2 separate regions of the Homo sapiens genome follow, and region 1 is linked to region 2. Evidence: read pairs that join two places in POLR2A ChIA-PET (ENCODE). Cell type or tissue: Panc1. All regions are shown on one strand. Region 1 overlaps SHOX2 (SHOX homeobox 2). Region 2 overlaps GFM1 (G elongation factor mitochondrial 1).

The links. ChIA-PET counts read pairs that join two places held together with the same protein. Peaks named below come from ENCODE experiments on the same cell type or tissue, not always from the same donor. Only the 100,000 strongest peaks of a DNase experiment are listed, where the experiment ranks them.
Region 1: POLR2A ChIA-PET joins it to region 2 with 5 read pairs; 7 of 35 experiments call an interaction of 5 or more read pairs at or near these places.

Annotation. Positions count from the first base shown.
Region 1 is chr3:158,095,986-158,098,485 of GRCh38, reverse strand. SHOX2 (SHOX homeobox 2) reads left to right here. Exons shown (of 5, transcript NM_001163678.2): 5 at 202-2,500. The coding sequence ends at 459. Among named protein-coding and RNA genes, the nearest start is that of SHOX2, 9.2 kb to the left of the region's middle. RefSeq lists an enhancer at 319-488. In Panc1, no CTCF peak of the experiment used is centred here; no DNase peak of the experiment used is centred here; H3K4me3 peaks cover 1,053 bases; H3K27ac peaks cover 716 bases.
Region 2 is chr3:158,658,387-158,660,886 of GRCh38, reverse strand. GFM1 (G elongation factor mitochondrial 1) reads right to left here. Exons shown (of 18, transcript NM_024996.7): 9 at 1,828-1,965; 10 at 1-13. Among named protein-coding and RNA genes, the nearest start is that of LXN, 13 kb to the left of the region's middle. In Panc1, CTCF peaks have their summits at 745 and 1,031 (motif pointing left); a DNase peak (open chromatin) is centred at 986; H3K27ac peaks cover 1,438 bases.

The DNA.
Region 1 (2,500 bases), 560 kb after region 2:
GAGTATCCATGTGGAACCCCAGATTCAGCAACAGGCTGAGAAGGTCACTGTCGGAACAAGATGCACAGCCAAATGCCCTCTCCCCGTGCCCAAACACAACCCAACTCTCTCTCTGGCCAAGCTGGACGCCGTTAATGCTCTGTTTCTATTCTGTTGTCACCCTAGGATAGTCATTGCAACGTGACGCCCTTGTCCTTTCAGGTTCAGGCGCAGCTGCAGCTGGACAGCGCTGTGGCGCACGCGCACCACCACCTGCATCCGCACCTGGCCGCGCACGCGCCCTACATGATGTTCCCAGCACCGCCCTTCGGACTGCCGCTCGCCACGCTGGCCGCGGATTCGGCTTCCGCCGCCTCGGTAGTGGCGGCCGCAGCAGCCGCCAAGACCACCAGCAAGAACTCCAGCATCGCCGATCTCAGACTGAAAGCCAAAAAGCACGCCGCAGCCCTGGGTCTGTGACGCCAACGCCAGCACCAATGTCGCGCCTGTCCCGCGGCACTCAGCCTGCACGCCCTCCGCGCCCCGCTGCTTCTCCGTTACCCCTTTGAGACCTCGGGAGCCGGCCCTCTTCCCGCCTCACTGACCATCCCTCGTCCCCTATCGCATCTTGGACTCGGAAAGCCAGACTCCACGCAGGACCAGGGATCTCACGAGGCACGCAGGCTCCGTGGCTCCTGCCCGTTTTCCTACTCGAGGGCCTAGAATTGGGTTTTGTAGGAGCGGGTTTGGGGGAGTCTGGAGAGAGACTGGACAGGGGAGTGCTGGAACCGCGGAGTTTGGCTCACCGCAAAGCTGCAACGATGGACTCTTGCATAGAAAAAAAAATCTTGTTAACAATGAAAAAATGAGCAAACAAAAAAATCGAAAGACAAACGGGAGAGAAAAAGAGGAAGGGAACTTATTTCTTAACTGCTATTTGGCAGAAGCTGAAATTGGAGAACCAAGGAGCAAAAACAAATTTTAAAATTAAAGTATTTTATACATTTAAAAATATGGAAAAACAACCCAGACGATTCTCGAGAGACTGGGGGGAGTTACCAACTTAAATGTGTGTTTTTAAAAATGCGCTAAGAAGGCAAAGCAGAAAGAAGAGGTATACTTATTTAAAAAACTAAGATGAAAAAAGTGCGCAGCTGGGAAGTTCACAGGTTTTGAAACTGACCTTTTTCTGCGAAGTTCACGTTAACACGAGAAATTTGATGAGAGAGGCGGGCCTCCTTTTACGTTGAATCAGATGCTTTGAGTTTAAACCCACCATGTATGGAAGAGCAAGAAAAGAGAAAATATTAAAACGAGGAGAGAGAAAAATAATATTAACACAAAAAAATGCCACAGACAATGATTTCTCTGAGAAATTATTATGGCAAAACTGTCTGGACTGCTGACAGTAAATTCCGGTTTGCATGTTACTTGTATTCCATTGATGGTGTGTCTCCTCCCACCCCCTTATCTCCCATGCACTCACTCCATTTTCATCTTCACTATGAAAAACAATACCAAAAGTATCTGGAAATTGATATATATATATCCATATATATATATCATATATTTGCCATATATATATATATATATATATATATATATATATATATATATTTGCCCTGTCTTTGATCCTGGGGAACAAAAGAAAAAAGTCAGAAAGGGAAAAAATTACACTCATTGTCCTAAGAAGACAGAGGTGGGCAGAATATGTGGGGAAAGGAAAAAGAAAACAAGACCACCAAATGAAATAATGAAGGTACAGCGCCTCGCTGTGCCAGACACAGTAGGCGCTCAATCAGTATTAGTTCCCACCATTCCCCTTTTCTTGTGTTCCTTCTTGTTGGTTTCCTGAAGTCCTATTTGAAGACAGTGGTTTATTTCCCCCTCTCTATCCCGTCAAATTCACCTTAAATAACACCCAGCTAGATACAGGCACTAGGTTTGTGTAAGATATGTTGATACACACGAACAAAGTTTATTTTGACTATAATGTGTGGACTGACTTTCAACATTTGCATTTTATCTCACAAAGGTGTATCTATTCAAGTAACCTTTTTTTTTTGTTTGTTTGTTTCTTTTTTGTTTTTTTTTTTCTTTTGGTTGTTTGTTTCAATTCATGTAGCTATTTAAACTGGGATACCTTGGACTAAGCCAGTCTGTATCCCAATTCGCTAGCAAGCCTAAGTTTGTGGGGTTTTGTTTTTGTTTTTGTTTTACCTTCTAATTTACAAGAAAGAGGAAAAGCTCTTCTAACTGAACTTTGGTATGCGGTTGAGCTTTGTAACTATTTGTTCTCCATGAAAACAAAATTATTTATATTTGACATATTTTTTTCTAGTGTATTAAGTTATTTTAAACAAAAGATGTTATCTCATGACGTGTTGTCAGTACAAAATGTGTCGCCTCCAATTCTGTTAAACCTTTTAAATAAGTGCCAAGTTATTAATTGAAGACACTTTGCGATCAATTGAATGAAAATATCGTTTCATTTGATGGGGTTCGAGTCATCTTTGTTCCT
Region 2 (2,500 bases):
CTTCCTCAACATCCTAAAAAAACAAATAACACAAAATTATATTTGCAAGTAATACAAATAAAGATGTGGTAACTAAAAAGTAAACTGTACAGTACACACATTGTATATAAAAAAGCGTGGCAGAATCTCTCTGCTTGAATTCTATAGTGAATTAGCTAGAACCAATACAATAATCAACCATGCTAAGACGTATTTTTAAAAGGCCTTCATTTAAACCATATATCAATAGACAAGATTTTACTTTAAACAGAAAACTCATTACTTGAAGGAGCTGCAGTACTAACAACACAGTGCCTCAAGGTTCTAAAGTTATTTCTATGGAATTAAAAGGCATGTACTGGCGGGGCATGGTGTCTCATGCCTGTAATCACAGCACTTTGGGAGGCCGAGGCGAGTGGATCACCTGAGGTCAGGAGTTCAAGACCAGCCTGTCCAACATGGTGAAACCCTGTCTCTACTGAAAATACAAAAAATTAGCCAGGGATGGTGGTGGGTGCCTGTAATCCCAGCTACAAGGGAGGCTGAGGCAGCAGAGTCGCTTGAACCCAGGAGGCGGAGGTTGCAGTGAGCCGAGATCGCGCCACTGCACTCCAGCCTGGGAGACAAGAGCAAAACTCCATCTCAAAAAAAAAAAAAAAGGCATGTACTATATATGTTGCCGCAGTTAGACAATGAGATTGTGTATGACAGAGATCTACTCTGTCATACATACTCTTCCTTTACAGGAAACCTGTAAAGGAAGTTTTGAAAACAAAGGTAGGAGAATGGAGCCCACTGTACTAAAAATAATTTTAATTTCTCACAGATGCAAGCAGTCAAGAAAACACAGGAAATCTAAGAACAAAGCATTGGTGCCTCCAAGCTTCCTAGTTTTTGTCGTTTTACATTGACAGTTCATTCACAACAGCTGTGGCTGTGAGTAAGCATGTCTTTCTTTAATGGTGACACAGCTGTACAAATCTTCCAGCTTCTGGTCCATGAAACAGCTATGACAATCACTTAGCCTGCCCCCTGCTGCCTATCTCACAAAACAGCAACGCTGTCGGGTTTTCAGACTGACAATTCCTCTTCTAGAAGAAACAAAAGTTATGGCTACCAAAAAATTCGTTAAGATTTTGCTTCAACTGATAAATTTCTCCAGGAATATATAGATGGATTGGGAGAGGGTGGGGGTAGGGGACAAATTCAGGCACTCAGTATTCCTTCCAAGGCCTAACCATAAGGACTACAGAAGGCTACAGCAGATTCCAAGCCAGCTCAAGAATTCAAGGCGTAAGTCAAAGTTTATCTCCCAGATCAGCCCTTGAAGCTTTTAAATCTTCAGGTGGATTCTGGCCCCAATATGGTCCTGCAGTGGGTTCTACAACAGGAATAGAAGCTCTAGGGTTAAACAGGGCTTTTGTGCCTGCCGTATTTCAGAAGGTAAATAAAACAATGTGGAAAACTGTGTAAATTTATTATTCTCTTATCTTTAAGAATCACAGTTCCACAGTCTTAAATGCCTATTACATTTTTTGTAATAATAGTTCTTGAGGAAAGTGCTGAATCTTGTATTCTGAGTGTTGGGGAACTGTCTCTTTCCTTAACCTTGGCCCTTGAGAAAATATAGCTAATTCACAACTAGCGGTATTAAAAAAAATGAGTTAACAACTGCTAATTTATCCTATAGCAAAGTGCTAGATCAGAGCTACAACACATTTAAGTAGAAAGAAACTAGAAACATATATTTAACCAGAATTAATTTTCTAGTGGGGCTCAGGATACCAAGAAGGGTCTATTTCACCCACATCAGAGGAATTTCTAATCTCACAATGACTCTGTACTTGCCTCCATCATGTCGGCATGCATGCGAGCCAGCCGTTGCAACCGTACTTTCTTTCTTGTCCTTGTGTTATAGATGGTGTCACCCTTCTTTAGCTCTCCCTGATAACTGCGAACATAAGTTAATTGTCCAAATCGACCTACCTAGAAGTCAAGATTGGGTAAGGGCAGGAAGAATAAAAAGAAACATAATAATCAAAGTATTGAGGAAAGCTTCATAACTCCCTCCAAGTATTCTCTACCAATTTTAGTAATCTATCTTACATATTTCAGTTTATTGTCATAAACTAATACTAGCTTTGAACACAGATAAGATAAATGGCTGTTATTCATCAATCCTTTTGGTATCACAATCTAAGACATTTCTGTTTCCTTTGAAATAAGCTATTACATTAGAACAAAATTTTTAAGTTGTTTACATAATAAGGAAGTATCTTTTGCCTTCTAACATTTCATAAGTTTAATACAATAAGATATAAAACAAAAAAAAGGTATACTTGGAAAAACAACAAAGATACTATTAGAAACAGTAGGTGTGTGCTATACATCTAAAACACAATCTCTGACAATCACGTGGAAAATTATGTGAGTAAGAGTTCTGTGGCTGGGCTGGTCGCTCAGGCCTGTAATCCCAGCACTCTGGGAGGCAGAGGCGAGCGGATCACCTGAGGTCAGGAGT